Linked DNA regions of Homo sapiens: region 1 is linked to region 2. A link is a loop called in an ENCODE intact Hi-C map of the cell type or tissue named here. Cell type or tissue: endothelial cell of umbilical vein. All regions are shown on one strand. Each heading gives the region's core, and the rest is flanking DNA. Links, peaks and the distances in the headings are about the cores only.

Region 1 (8,347 bases), core at 213-8,212, 66 kb after region 2:
ACACACAGAAACATACTTACGCTCCCCAAAATAAGAACACATGCACCCCTTTTCCGAACACTTGCTGTGCCAAACTTTCAACTCTGGATTGAGTTTTTCGTTGATTAAACACATGAAACTGAAACTATCCAAATAAACTCTTTTGGCAGTTATTGAAAGTCTTTTGAAGTAAACCAGAATGCTTCTACAGTCAATGTTTCCATACTGAATCAGTCCCTGTCACAGTGATATTATGTTTATTTTTATGCTGGAATGTAGATTTTTTCTTTCTTTGCACCAGCTCTGCAAAGATAAAAATAAGAGGTAATGAAGCAGAATGCTATGGGTTTGAGGACCTCTTCCCTGGAGAATGTGTAGGCTCTAATTCTTTTTACAATCTCTTTATAATAAGATTGGCCTGCTACTTCATAGCAGTAATTGCAGCCTTCTTCTATTCGTCAGAAAGAGAAACTATTTTCTCGCCTCTGTGAATCAGTAATCCTTCTTAATACTTAGTGATTCCCTCAGTCCTCTTATGTTTCCAAAGCCATGTTGTCTGTTGGAGCTTGTCATGTGTGACAGGAATTGACTGGGAGGGACCCATGTGGGAAATTCTAAAGGTACTTTTGAAAATTTCCCCAAAAGCTTGCCTGTTTTTTTCAGAGCCCTTTACTGATCGGAAGCAAAAAAAAAAAAAAAAAAAATTGATAAACCAAACTTAAAACTTGAGTACAAGTATGACAAAATTAAACATATCCAAAAGTGAACTCATAATTTTCTACACTCCCCATAAAGCCACTTCCTTCCTCTAAAAATCCCTGTTTTGGATAATGGCATCGAGCTAAGTGTTAAAGCCATAAACCAGAGTCACCCTTCTCTGCTAGACAAATCCAGTTATTCATCACACGCTGGCAATTCTAAATTCAAAATATCTCTTATTTCTCATCTGTCTGTTCACTCCCCACTCGTGAGGCCTCATAGTAGGATTTCATTGATTCTAGCCTGTTCATCTCCCTGCCATTAGTCTTTGCTTACCTAAAGTCCTGATTCCGCTGCCAACTAAAGTAGGAATCTGATTTTGTCTTTAATAAATTCTTGAATAAGATGAAAAACAAATGCTTTTTTCTTATGATTGTCAGCTCGTTTATAACCCAGCCTCAGTCTGACATCTCAGACTCATATGTTATTATTTCCTTTAGCCTTTATCGACTTTCTTTTAGCCGCACTGACTTTCTTACCATTCCCTAATCATGTCTCCTTGTTATTTGTCTATCTTTGCATGGAATATCTCCCAAGAGATGGAATTCCATTACCTCTCACACCACAACACTCCTGCTCTAGTCTAAAAAACTCCACTCAACCTTTAATCTTCTCATGTCACCTTCCCTATGAGGCATCCTCAATTTCCTCACAGAGCACTGCATTCCTAATCTATTAATAAAGTGCAAATCATATTATGGATGGTGCAGTGGGTTGAATGGTGGCCTCCCTAAAAGGTACATCTCATCATAATCCCTGAACCTCTGAATGTGACCTTACTAGGCAAAACACTCTTCGCAGATATAATTAAGAATCTGAGGATGAGATCATCCTGGATTATATGTGTGGGCTTTAAATCCAATACAAGTGAACCAATAAGAGACACACAGAGCAGAGCCACACAGGGAAAACAGGAGACCATGTAAAGATGGAGGGAGAGATTGGATTGACCAAAACCCAAGAAACTCTGGAGCCACATGGAAGAGGCAAGGCAGGATTGCCCCATTAGAGCCTTTGGGAAGAGTAAGCCCTGTAGACACCTTGACTTCAGACTGCTGGCCTCCAAACCGTGAAAGGTTAACCTTCCATTACTTAAATCCACCGAGTTTGTGGGAAGTTGTTATGGCAACCCTAGGAAACTAATGTAGGTAGCTATTTATACATTCACTCCTAACTATATCTTAAAATTCTGCAGGGCAGATGTCCCACATTGTTTTTAAATTAATAGACTTTATTTCTTGAGCAGTTTTCACTTTACAGAAAAATTGAGCTCCAAGTACAGAGCATTCTCATATACCCCTTCCCATTTCCCTTATTATTAACAGCTTGCATTAGTGATGTACAGTTGCTACAGTTAATGAGCCAACAGTGATACGTTATTCTTGACTGAAGTCCATAGTTTACATTAAGGTTCACTCTTTGTATTGTATATTCTGTGGGTCTAGGCAAATGTTAATGACATGGAACCACCATTACAGTATCATACAGAATAGTTTCACTGCCCTAAAAATCCTGTGTTCCACCTATTTATTCTTCCCTTCTCCCAAACCTTGGAAACTGCTGATCTTTTTTACTGTCTCCACCTGCCTTTTCCAGAAAGCCATATAGTTGGAATCATACAGTATGTAGCATGTTCAGATTGACTTGTTACCGTATCAGCGTTTACGTTTTCTTCATGTCCCTTGTTTGTTTGATAGCTCATTTTTTAAAAATCACTGAATAATCTTCCATTGTATAAGAGGCCATAGATTTGTATTTCACCTTTGTAGCCTTACCACATCGCTCAGAGTATTACATAAATGTTCATTAAATTAATAGATACACAAGTAGATACATATACATGGATGAATGACTGAATAAACAGTGAACGAGTTTTAATGACTTATTGAATATAAAGTGAAAGTATGCAATCCTATAAAACGACTAAAGTGACTATATTATTTTCTTGCTGTCACTGAAAGCACGCAATGGATGTCACTCAGGATTTCTAGGTTCATTCTGGGTTCTGGCTTGCATTGAACTGGTTTGTGTTAGATCCCAAGGCCAAAGGAATAAACTGAACTGAAAAAGTCGGTATACCTAAATGACTCCTGGCCACATCAGAAATCGCCTTAAACTGCTAGGAAGTGTATAATTCATCTTCACAGATTCACAGTACTTTGAGTTTCATTACTGTTGAGTTTTGTTGTCAATTTTAAAAACAGTTAAAAGGTAAAAAACATGTAATACTTATGAAGCTTCTTCAGGGCACAATTTCAGGCTGAGTAATATCATTTCTCTGTCCTATAGCTGAATGGCTGAGATCAGAGGATTTGCTTCAGTTACCCTTTTATCTCACCCTCTTTTTTGTTGAAAAGATTAACTTTCAGTAGCACTTAATATTTATGAATGAAATTATACCAAATAGAGAATTCAAAATAATTTTGAGAGGTCTTATGGGAAAAGGAAAAAGATTGGTCCCAAGATGATAACTGTTGAAGCTGAGTAACAGAGATAAGAAAGTTTATTATATTCTCTACATTTGTATATGTTTGAATTTTTCCATAGTTAAGAAAACTCATTTTATAAAATACTGATAAAAAGAATGTCAACATAATTTGTTGTTATTGTTATTGTCATTGTTGTTGAGACAGAGTCTCGCTCAGTCACTCAGGCTGGAGTGCAGTGGTCCGATCTCAGCTCATCGCAACTTCTGCCTCCCAGGTTCAAGCGATTCTAGTGCCTCAGCCCCCCAAATAGCTGGAATTACAGGTGGCACACTACCATGCCCGGCTAATTTTTGTATTTTTAGTAGAGACGAGGTTTCACCATGTTGGCCAGGCTGGTCTCGAACTCCTGGCCGCAAGTGATCCACCCATCTCGGCCTCCCAAAGTGCTGGGATTGCAGGTGTGAGCCACTGCACCCGGCCAACATATTTTTTAAATAACTACGTTATAAATGTAAACTGAAAGTCGTTTTAATCTCATGTCAAATCAGAATTTTTGATACCCCTAAAATACCTAATACCCTAAAAATCTGTGTGAATTAAGCAGCTTCAGACCTTTACATTGCCTAAGTTGCTTCTCTCTCTCTCGCTCTGCCTCCATATATATATATATTATTATGTAATTATATTATATTATACATATCTCTCTTCACATATATATATCTCCATATATATTACTACAAACAGTTAATATATTACTATTAAAAAGTTAGTATAAAATATATACTATAAGAAAGTTGCAAGACGAAATATTTGAATAGTCTCATAAAGCTGTCAGCATATAATATGATTTCGGCTGCATTTTTTCGTGGTGACTTCAGAGAAGATACATGAAACATTATCTGATATGCAACCTCACGGTAAATAATTTCGTTTATTCTCAAATTATTGGTATACCACAAATAGGAAGGATTCCCCTTCCCCCACTTTTGGCAATCCTTAAATAAACTGCAAATTCATGTCACCATCTGGCTGGCAATGGACACAGGCAGATTAATCATTTCCTTTTTGAATAATAAAAAAAGTTCCCTTCAAAATGCCCCCAAAATATTGGATAGGAAAGAAAAACATGAAAGTTTTATTTACAATTTCAAATGGTTTGCAACACACGAAACCCTGCAACGGAAACTTGCTTTGCTCAAGCTGGCATTACACAGTTTGATTTCTTATTGATAAACATATATATTATGCCTACAAGAAATGTCATTTATTAAAAGAATGATACAAAAAATTGAACTTTTGGTTTTCAGAAAGCACAGATTGCTCAAACACAGCATCTTAGTTCCCCAGGAGGCTCCACTCAGTGCCTCCCAACACCTCTCACTTCAGTCTCCCGCTTTTTCATTCTTCTCTTCCTCACTGTTTATAATAATAATTTGTAACACATTTATCATCGTTGGTAAAGTAAATCATTGAAACCTGAATTGCCGCCACCTTGCTGTTGAACATGGAAAAGAGCTGAAATCCCTTTGAAATAACCTGTATCACTTGGTTGATATTTTTTTCCTGCCCGTAGCAATGTTACTTTGGTTTTGTTGTTTTGAAGCTTTTTGATTTTTTTTTGCTACACATTTTGATGTTTGACTAATAGAAAAATATTTCCTTATTTTCTTAGTCATTACTATGCCAAGTGATTCATTTCTTCTCTGCCTTTTTTTTGTAGCCTCAGGCATTCTTAGTGGTGTCACTAAATTTATCTTGCAGATGTTAAAAAAGAATCCCCACTAGAATCCTAGTATGTAGACTTTTATAGTGTTATGAAACATGCCTATTTTTAAATATTTAATTAATATTTTAATGTGGTATAAATAACAGCATCTCTGAAGCCATTGCCATTCCCAGGAGTCAGGGGAGGCTATACAGAACACTGTCCTGTTACAATAATTTTCTAATGATTTGGATTATAGTCATTGCTTCCTTTTTCTGCTGTTATAATAATTTGACCCCTGACCCATACCAACTTCCTAGTCATCTATTCAGTTTTTATTTATTTATTCAATAAATATCTCTTGACCACTACTTTTTTGCCATGCACTGAGTTAAACATTGTTAACTATTAGTTTAATACATTGTTAATACATTCAAGTAGCTCACACATCCTGAGGGCTGTCTTTGTTCAAAGAGTGTTTATAGACAAGAAAAATGGGAGTAACAATGTCCTTCTGTGACATAAGCATAATTGGAAAAAAAAGTAAAAGTATAAACAAGAGAGCTTTGGAAAGAAAAGAAGGTTCTGAAACATTTTAGATTGGGAGCAAATATTTGGATTTGAACACCAGGCTTTCTAGCTTTTGACAAAATTCAAAATCCTTTTACATGAAAATCCCTCAACAAAGTAGGTAGAGAAGGACTTTACCTCAACATTAAAAAGGTCATGTATTAAATATATATGTGTGTATATATATATACATATACACACATACATACATATATCTCACAGCTGATATCATACTCAATGGTGAAAAACTGAAAGATTTTCCTATGAGAAATAAGGCATGATTGCCCCATTCTCCACCACTTCTATTCAACAGAGTACTGGAAGTCCTCGATATAACAATCAGGCAAAAAAGAAATAAAAGTCATCCAAATTGAAAAGGAAAAAGCAAAATTATCTCTGTTTGCAGATGACATGACCTTACACATTGAAAATGTCAAAGACTCCACCAAAAAAAAAAAACCTGTTAGAATTAAGAAATGCAGCAAAGTTGTTGATTCAAAATCAACATACAAGTATCAGTTGCATTTCCGCACACTATCAAAGAACTGTTCAAAAAAGAGATTAAGAAAGCAATCCTGGTCAGGCACGGTGGCTCACACCTGTAATCCCAGCACTTTGGGAGACCGAGGTGGGTGGATCACGAGGTCAGGAGATGGAGACCATCCTGGCTAACATGGTGAAACCCTGTCTCTACTAAAAAAATACAAAAAATTAGCTGGGCGTGGTGGCGGGCACCTGTAGTCCCAGCTACTTGGGAGGCTGAGGCAGGAGAATGGCATGAACATGGGAGGCGGAGCTTGCAGTGAGCCGAGATTGCACCACTGCACTCCAGCCTGGGTGACAAAGCGAGACTCCGTCTCAAAAAAAACAACAACAACAAAATAAGAAAGCAATCCTATTTACAATACCCTCAAAAAGAATGCAAATTTATGAACAAACTTAACGAAGGAAGTGGAAGTCCTTGTACACATGAAACTAGAAAATATTGATGAAAAAAATTAAAACACAAATAAATGGAAAGACGGCTGGGCGTGGTGACTCACATCTGTAATCCCAGCACTTTGGGAGGCTGAGGTGGGTAGATCACCTGAGGTCAGGAGTTTGAGACCAGTCTGGCCAACATGGTCAAACCCTGTCTCTATTTAAAAAAAAAAAAAAATTAGCTGGACTTGGTGGTGGGCACATATAATCCCAGCTACTTGGGAGGCTGAGTCAGGAGAATCACTTGAACTTGGGAGGCGGAGGTTGCATTGAGCTGAGATCACGCCATTGCACTCCAGCCTGGGAAACAGAGGGAGACTCTGTCTCAAAATAAATAAATAAATAAAATAAAATAAAAATAAATGGAAAGACATCCCATGTTCATGAATTGGAAGAATAAATATTGTTAAAAGTGTTCATACCATCCAAAGCAATCTACACATTTAATGCAACCTCCATCAAAATCCCATTGACATTTTTTACAGAAAAAGAAAAAACAATCCTAAAATCCAAATGAAACTACAAAAGACTCCAAACAGCCAAAGCAATCTTGAGAAAGAACAAAGCTGGGGGCATCACATGTCCTGATCTCAACATATGTTACAAAGCAACTGTAATCAAAATAGTGTGGTACTAGTATAAGGAAAAACATATAGACCAATGGAACAGAATAAAGAGTTTGAAAATAAACACACAATATGGCCAACTGATCTTCAACAAGGGTGTCAAGAATACACAATGAGAAAAGGGTAGTTTCTTCAACAAATGTTGTTGGGAGTGGTGATGGAGCACGATAGCAGAATAGAAATCTCCACTCATCATCCTTTCTGCAGGGATACCAATTTAACAACTCTCTATACCAAAAAAGCACCTTCATAAAAACCAAAAACCAGATGAGCACTCTACCTGGTTTTAACTTCATATCCCTGAAAGAGTCACTAAAAAGATAGGAAAAGCAGTCTTGAATTGCCAACACCACCCCTCCTCTATCCCTTAGCAGTGGTGGCATGGTGTGGAAAGGAAATCTGAGTGCTTAAAAGAGGAAGAGTACAGCAATTGTGAGACTTGCATTGAACTCGGAGCTTCCCTGTTAATAGCAGAAAGCAAAATCAGAATGAACTCAGTTGATACCCACCCACGGAGGAAGCATTTAAACCAACCCTAGCCAGAGGGGAATTGCCCATCCCAGCAGTTGGATCTTAAGTAACTGCAAGCCTCACTACCATGGGCTAAAGGGCACCATGGCCCTAAATGAGTTTGAAGGGTAGTCTAGGCCACAGGACTGCAACTCCTAGGCAAGTCCTAGCGCTGAACTGGGCTCAGAGACAGGGAACTGAACGGGTGCACCACTTACTAAGACAAAAGTGCTGGCACCACACCTCCCCTAGCCCCAGCCTGCAAAGCTCATGGCTCCAAAAGAGAACCCTTCATTCACTTGAGGAGAGGAGTCAGAAGAGTGAAAAGGACTGTGTCTTGCATCTTGGGTATCATCTCTGCTACAGGAGGATAGGACACCAGAGTAGCGAGGTCTCCTTTCTAGGCCCTAGCTCTCAGATGACATTTCTAGACACACCTGGGGCAAGAAGGAAACCCACTGCCTTAAAGGGAAGGATCCAGTCCTGGCAGGATTCATCACCTGCTACCTGATGAGCCCTTGAGCCCTGAATAACAAGCAGCAATATCCAGGAAGTATGCTGTGGGCCCTTAGGTGAGGCTCTGAGACTTGTTGGCTTCAGATGAGACTCAGCACATTGGCATCTGTGATGGATAGTGGGCAAGACTCATTTTGCTTCAGAAAAGCAGAGACAAAAGTAAAGGGAAATTTATCTTGTACCTTAGACACCAGCTTGACCACAGTGGGGTAGAACACTAAGTGGGCCCTTGGGGTCCCCAATTCTAGCCCTTGGCTCTTGGATGACATTTC
Region 2 (8,347 bases), core at 308-8,307:
TATGGATAGAATGTGTCTAAAGTCCCGTTCGATGTTCATTCTCTGTTAGCATACCCAAACAGTTAGTTTGGAGGAAGATACAACTAACTTGCCTATCATCATCATTAAATAGCACCTCAAACATTTCTGTGCTTAGATTCTGGAGCAGTGACCAACACTGAAATGCCTACTTACCATGTTCATATAAAGACATGAGGCGGTCTAGGTGTAATTCAGTGGGAGAAGTGTACCCTGTGTAGTGTACCCTGGTGACAATGTGCTGAAGTAGAAAAAAAAAATTCCTCTTTGAAAGAGTGAAGCTCCTATTCAATTTTGGCTGAGTGTTCTATTGGGTCAAAGCACATGTTGTTCAGAGCTTCTGATTTTAAAAAGAAGCTGCATATATGGATCTTTTTATAAAACCTCTCAATTTCAAAATTATATCAGCCACTTAAAATATTGTGTTAAAATATACTGCAAAGGTCATGCAAAGTATATCTAAAAGACTGGTGTGACTGACAGACCATATATTTATAATTTCTGGTCTAGCTTCCAATTCTAATTATCTGAGTAAATACGTGAGCCTCCTGTCCGCTCAGTGGCGGCATTAGATTCTCATAGGAGCACAAGCAATTGTGAACTGCACATGTGAGGGATCTAGGTTGCGTGCTCCTTAAGAGAATCTGACTAATGCCTGATGATCTGAGTCTGAGGTGGAACTGTTTCATGCTGAAAACATTGATCCCCGTCACCATCTGTGAACAAAATGTCTTCCTCGAAATTAGTCCTTGGTGCCAAAAAGGCTGGGGACTGCTGTTCTAAGCCATCTTAACTTTATTTGTGACATTTATACAATTATTAACAAAATCAACTGCTTTTCAAACTAGATTTCTAATACATATATATTTTTTTAAGTTTTTCTTTCTATAGAATCCCCTTTGCTCTCTTGATTATTTTAGCATGCTCTTTAGGATTTTTCTAGTTCTTTATATCCGTGTCTTCCTTGAGTGCTAAGTAGCATAGATTAAAAAACACTGAATTTGCCTACAGAAAACCTAGATTCTATCCCTGGATTGATCTATCTCTTACTAGCTATGCAAGTTTGAAATAAGCTATTTAAACCACTTAGATCTATGCAATTCTACTTTTAAAATGAATATAACAGCCCTGTTCTTTTTTACCTGATGTGAAGTCACCTACATGAAAGAATTTGCAAACAATAAAAAGCTTTAAATGTTAAGTCTTATTCAAGTGGAGGAGCACTGTGGCTTTACACAACAGCTGGGTCTCTCTGAATGCTTTATTTCTAATAAAATGCTTTATTGCCAATAACACTCTTTATTTTCAATAACATTTAGAATGCAAAATTGCATAGTTTTGTTGTTGCTGCCGTTACCATTGCAACAATATTCTAAGGTGTCTTCTAGACTCCGTGATTTTTTTCCTAGGTCATGATTTATAATTAAGAGTGTAGTAACTTATATATTTATTTGCCCCATCCTAACTTATCCTTTTTTCTCCCTTCACATCAACTTTCTATCTTATTTTTTTGTTGTTAACGATCTCCTTTCAGTCACACTGAATTTTACTTAGGAAATCATATTCAATCTTTTCTTATTATTTATTTTTATTTTAAGTCACTTCCTCTACTTTTACCTTCAAAAATCATATTCACACATCAATAGCTGCTCAAATAACATGGTTTTTATGAAGCTCCGATTCTTCCACTAAAATTTTTCTCAATATTTTGAAACATCTATATAACTTTATAACTTTGAGGCTTAATGCATTTTGGGTAAAATTTGCATTCATGTTTCAAGATACAATGGCTCAGACTTGTTCACTTGTGTAACCCTGCAGCTATTAAAATAGGACTCTGTATTATGTATAATAAGTACTCAAAATGAGTTGAATTAATGGGTCTTCTTTAACTCTGTTACCTTTATTTTCCTACATCAAAGTCAAATGTCATTATTCTTTATTTTCATTGCTTTCATTGGATTCTTGCCTGCTATGTCTACCAACTCGGTATTTCACTACACAGAAGACCTTATAATAAGAGAGAAAAAACTTAAAATTTTTTTTTGTCTTTATTCTAAGCAATATATTTAACATATTGGTTGAGACTGTGTTCCAGCCTCAGTCCCTAGGGAACCTTGACACTAACACTTCTCTAAGTAGAGAAATGATCATTTATTCCTACACATTGCTTCCTGTCATTAAGCCATTTCCGCACTTAAAGACAAAACACTTTCCATAATAACAAGGAAATTGGTTTTTTAAAATTGTTGTTTGACCACCTATAGGATACACACTTTCAATCTCTTTGAAAGTGGAAATAAAATTACCTTCTTTTTTGTCCATATCACCTCTGAGAAATCTAGACTCGTTTATTCAATAAATCTGTACTGAGAACCTTCTATGTGCCAGGTACTGTAAGGGACTCTAAAGATACATATAAGAAAAGCCCATTTTGCTTTCAAAAAGCTTTGCTGTCTGCAGTCTGCTAAGAGCTGTAATGAGGGTAGAGAGGCAAACCTCTAACTCTACCTTCATGGAGGTCTACGGAGATTTAACTGAGGTGAACATTTAAGTCGAGTCTTCAAAGACAACTCACTTGGTGCCCGAGGGACAGGAGGTGCATTCTGAGAAAAAGGAAGAGCATATACTGAGGTATGAAGGCAGGCACCAGCATCATGATGTGGTGGAGGGCATGCAGGCTAGCAGGTGTTTCAGGAGAGGAGCTATGGAGGAAGATGAGATGGGAAGAGGCCCTACTGCAGAAGGCCTTCTGAGCTATGGTGGAGAGTTCCTACAGTCTGGCCAATTAAATATTTGCAGGCAGGGGTGGGTACAAATAAGAGATGTGCTAGAGAGTTTACTCTGATGGTGGAATAAAGAATATACTATGGAAGGCAAGGCTGGAGGCAGGCAGGAATGTTTGTAAGTTATCTGAAAAATCTAGTCCAATGCTCTGCACCATTAAAGAGCAGCAGCAGTAAGGAAAGGAAGGGACAAGATGTATTTTTAGAAGATTTAATAGGGATTTCCAATTGTGATTGAGTTAATTAATGAGACATTATTTTCCCCTTATAGAAGCTATGTTACATATCTCCCCAGAAGTTATACTGTTCTAGGAATTCATGATGCCATCATTCTTTCCAGCTGCTGCCCTCCTGACAAGTATGGGGATACGAATCACCACTCTGAAGTTCCCAGGTTTGCTTCCAGTTTCCTCCCAATGGACACTGTGCACTGAAAACCATTAGTCTTTGCTACCACAAGTCAGCTTAGCATGACAGCTTGCACATTCTAGCCAAAAGTTTCACCAGAATCCCTGATGACTTATTTATACTAGTCTGTCAATTAAATATAGAGCATAACTCTTTATTTACCCAGTACAACTTTGTTTTACTGTTTTAACCTGCCATAGTTTGTGCATCTCTTGATTTCCTTTAAAGATGATCTTATCCCTTCTCTCAACCATCTCTGATCATTCCTCATTTCCCATTTTAGCTTGCCAACGTGAGCTACAGTCAAGTTATTTTTTATATGTGACACATATTTTTCCTTGGGTTTCTGATAAGGTCATTGTAGGAGACTCCAGGCTTCCTGTGCTCTAATTCCTCTCTAAATGATTCCTGTTTCCTTTTACCAGTTTATGTCAATAAGTGAAGATAAAGAATTATGGGCAAAATGGAATTCTGATACATTATAGTTTATATACTATAAAATTAAAACTGTTGAGTCTACCCTTAATTTTGCAATGTTGTTATTTATTAAGAACCAGAAATATAATTAAAGTACATTGCACTTGTTCCAGTAATTCCATATATTAATTCTAGCATTGTTTTTAAGCACAGAAAATATTTAAAAATAACCTAAATGCTCTAAGATGGTATATTTAGTGACAGTCACAGTGTACACAGATAATATGCTAAGCAGCTATTAAAAATTACTTTAGTATTTTGAAATGAAAAGCTATTCGTTATATGTAATAAAAGAAAAGCATGTACATAATTAGATATAAAGTATGAACTTATATTGTGATAGTTTTTTTTTCCATAATTCTATTTGAATAATAGAATTTCAGATGACTTTGATTTTTACAATTTTTTACCTTCTGGCAAAGAAAGCTGCTCATTGAAAATCCAGAATCCTTGCTCTGTTTATTTGGGAATACTTATCCTGGGTTTGAGCTCTGCCAACATTTTCAACAAGATATTAGTAATGCAAATGACCAACGTTCCATTGTAAGAATGTTTTCAAGAGATATTGCAAAACAAAACAAAAGTAAACCAAAAGCCTTCCATCATTTCCTCATAGTTTGGAGCCCTTGTCGGACCAAAGAGAGATACCAGGCCTCACCTGTGCCTGAGCCTAGTCAGGGTTTATTTCACAAACAGTAATGCCATGATGACTAAATCAAATTGGCAACTCCAGATTAAATGGAGATAACACATTGTGACCAGTTTAATCAATACAGTTTTCTTACTTTCTATTTTAAGGTTTATTTTGAAACTTTACGTATATTTTGTAAAATAGCAAACAGTGTTTCTTCCCTTTTTCTATACTCTTTCTTTTGAAAGAATCCGCACCCACACCACCCTTCAGTCCAGTGACCAACAGCAGCATTTCTCATTGTTATTCCTATACTAAGAAAAAGAAAGGACAGCTCCTGGGCCAGCTGACATTCTAATCTATGATCTCTATTTTCTTGGTGACTCACATTCTGCCATTTCACACTTGATAACTAGCATGGGTATATTGCATGCATTTTTCTTACTTTGTTCCCCTTTACTTTGGCAAGTCTCATGGAAAGGGGAGGTGACTCCTTCCAATATCTAGTGGTCTTTTTTCCCTCACAATCTTGGAAATTACATTCTAAAATGTGAAACTCAATACCATGCCACCAACGCATTTTGTATGTTAATTCGCCAAGAAGATAAATCGCATTTTCTCATGTTTCCAGAATCTCTAGGATTTTACGGCATCCCACACTTGCTCCCAGGATGCTCTACCCTGGAGCCCCATCTGGTTTTCTTTTCTAACCATGTTCCCCTGAGATCTTCTTTAATTTGAATTGTATTAAATTCATCAAACTCTTTAATGAGCCTTGGGCATTGTTCGACTTGTGTGGTGGCCTCTCCTGGATAGTAGCAGAGGGGAATCTTAACTGCCTTCAGTGTATATACTTCTGGGCGTTCCCATCAGGTCTAAGCACTGTTTCACATTATGTGAATGTCATAAATAACTTGGTTGAAAGGGTCAATGTTTTCTTATCTTGAAGAGAGTCAAAGGGCAGTTTGCATTTATCTAGGAAATGCACCTCACAGATGCTAGTCTTAAAAGCTCCTCAGGGGATGGGTGGGGAAGTACTATTATCCTTACATAATTCTAAAAATCTGGGGGGTAGTAAACCAACTGCATAAATCCTTCCCTTTCCTTTTAATCAAGGCTATAGCAAAAAAAAGAATAAGAAAAAAAATACTGCTCCTAATCACAAGTAATTTTATTTTTCTTACAATATACTGTTTTTCTCAGTAGTATATGCTTTCTTTGTCCCCTCTTGGCTTGTTTTTTAGGATCTCTTTTACTTGTATACAAAGTGGGTTGTAAGAGGCTTACTTCAATAGTATCCTTGAAACTGTCTTAAGTACACCTCCCCATATTAAAAGAGAAGGAGCCAAAGAATTTTTGTTTGCTTTGTTTTTGCTGTGATGAACTGGGATCTGATTTAAGAATTTAACACAAACCAAGTTAAAATAAAATAGAGTTTTGCAACTGTATTTTAAAGGCCCCCTACACAGTCTACAGCTGTCTGGATCTGTTCCTGGATGGAAATCATAGATGAAGTCTGTGATATCTCCCTATTGAATTCTTAGTCCACCACCCATTTTCAGTTCATGCAGTCTGCCCCTTGCCAAATTCCACTTCCTTTAGGCTGAATCTATGTCCATTCATTTATGTTTAATGTCTGGGAAAATCAGCTTCTAAATTCCACATAAGTGGAATTTTACCAGTCACTTTAAAGAATTGATAACACATTCCTGGAAAATTCTTTTTTAAAAGAAATATTGTAAAATCAATTCTACTTTATTGTTGAGTTCTACAATTGAACTAGTGAATCTTTTTTTGTTGTTTAACGAACTTTGTTGAGGTGTATTACAATGTACGTCAACAATACAATATATAATAAAATGGACTTAAGTATACAGTTTGATGAATTTTCACAAACACATTTATATCTATCTGTGTAACAACCAATTCAGTCAAGATACAGAATATTTTCATTCCCCTAAAAAATTCCCTTTTGCCTCTTCCAGAGAGCACAACCAGTGCAAAATTTCTAAGGTGGGACTGAGTGTGGCAGGTTAAGGAAACTGACAGAAAGCTAGCGTCGCTGTGGCATAGTGAAGAGGCAGGGAAGAATGACATGAAAAGAGGTCAGAGAGGCAGGTGGGGCCTGATCTTGCATAACCTTTTATTTTGTGGAGAGAAGTTTGGCTTCCACTCCGAATTCAATATAAAAAAAACCACTGGCTCTTGATTGGGACCTTGTACATAGAAGAACATTATGGTGTGATTTTTCTTCCATCTCCAGCTGTTTAGCCCTGCATTTTCCTCCTGGCATAGGTCCTCTGCTTCATGCTTCCCTGTCACATCCACAGCTGCATCAAACAGTTTCCCCTGAACTCTCTTTTTATTTTTGAGACAGTCTTGCTCTATTGCCCAGGATGGAGTTCAGTGGCACAATCTGGGCTCACTACAATCTCTGCCTCCCAAGTTCAAGTGATTCTAGTGCCTTAGCCTCCCGAGTAGCTGGGATTACAGGCACGCACCACCATGCAGAACTAATTCCTTCCCCTGAACTTTCATACTACATTGTGCCTTCCGTTACTTACATTGTTGATTCCCTTCCATCTTTGAGCATTTAAAAGGAATGGAAGGAATAAAAGAGAAAGAAGGAAAAGGAGGAAAGAAGCAAGGAAGGGCTGGGAGCTCTTTCTTGGCAAATGCCTTGCACATAAATGTTCATCTCAGGATCTGCTTGTGAGGAACCATACTTAAGGCAGCTTTCCTTGGACGTCAATGGCAGTCATAAATGTAATAAAGAAACTAAAGAGCTCTGCAGAATGGAAACCCACTTCAAGTTGTTTAACCAGCATGTCCCTAATTTATGGAACCATGCTTAACGTTGAGTAGACAATGAAAGTAGTTAAGAAAAACCATTTTTAACCTTTGATAGAGTACTCAAACTCTTAAAAAGCCTACTCTAAGTTTAAAAACTATTTTATATTATAATTATGTCCTAAGGGGATTATAAGCACATAATTAGTCATTATTTTTATTCTGATGTTTTTACCCCCAGACTCTCCTAAATTGCACTGCCAACCCCTCACTTCATGTGGATATAGTTAAGATGACCGTTCATGCCCACATTCATTTGCAAAAGTGTTAAAATTTGGGTGATCAATTATATAAATCCCTAGTTATAGTGAAATCATAATTTTAAAACATTGTCACACTGGCTATGACACTAAATTATATATTTGTTCAGTAATATAGCATTTCCCTAATTGGGAATTTACTGCTTGCTATGGTTTGGCTCTGTGTCCCCACCCAAATCTCACCTTGAATTGTACTCCCATAATTCCCTCATGCTGTGGGAGGGACCCAGTGGGAGATAATTTGAATCATGGGGGCAGTTTTCCCCATACTGTTCTCATGGTAGTGAATAAGTCTCATAAGATCTGATGGTTTTATCAGGGGTTTCCACTTTTGAATCTTCCTCATTTTTTCTCTTGCCGCTGCCATGTAAGAAGTGCCTTTCACCTCCCGCCATGATTCTGAGGCCACCCCAGCGATGTGGAACTGTAAGTCCAATTAAACCTCTTTTTCTTCCCAGTCTCAGGTATGTCTTTATCAGAAGCATGAAAACGGACTAAGACACTGCCATATAAGTGGTTATATGAAAAGTGAGACAAAGTAAACAATCTCAAGGAAAACTTATATTTTATATTTCATGGAAAATGAGTCTCAAAGAAGTTAAGAAGCTTACTCAAACTTGCACAGCTCACTGGGGCAGAGCTGGTACTTGATTCAGCTGTGACCGGTTCTGATACCTATGTTCTTTGCACCTAATATTAGAAAGTACGGCTATAAAGAAGAGTCAACATGTATCTCTTCGGCTGTAGCTGACACAGTTGTCTTCTTTGATTACAACAGATAAATACATAAATAAGAGTTGGACATGAAACATTTAACATGAGATTACATTAGTCTATATTTAAATTTTTAACTACTTTCAACTATTATTATTTAGTTGGGTTCTTTAAAAGCATATATACAAAGGACTCATGAAGTA

Evidence for each region. Hi-C counts contacts between places; a loop is a spot of excess contacts. Peaks named below come from ENCODE experiments on the same cell type or tissue, not always from the same donor. Only the 100,000 strongest peaks of a DNase experiment are listed, where the experiment ranks them.
Region 1: a loop joins it to region 2, with 2.8 times the contacts of the local background. A loop is called at or near these places in 2 of 110 quality-filtered maps.

The regions. Positions count from the first base shown.
Region 1 is chr7:15,916,984-15,925,330 of GRCh38, forward strand. No RefSeq gene overlaps it. Among named protein-coding and RNA genes, the nearest start is that of LINC02587, 230 kb to the left of the region's middle. In endothelial cell of umbilical vein, for the core only: no CTCF peak of the experiment used is centred there; DNase peaks (open chromatin) are centred at 4,288, 4,928 and 5,178; H3K27ac peaks cover 606 bases.
Region 2 is chr7:15,850,719-15,859,065 of GRCh38, forward strand. No RefSeq gene overlaps it. Among named protein-coding and RNA genes, the nearest start is that of LINC02587, 170 kb to the left of the region's middle. In endothelial cell of umbilical vein, for the core only: no CTCF peak of the experiment used is centred there; DNase peaks (open chromatin) are centred at 3,303, 3,363 and 4,693; H3K27ac peaks cover 2,473 bases.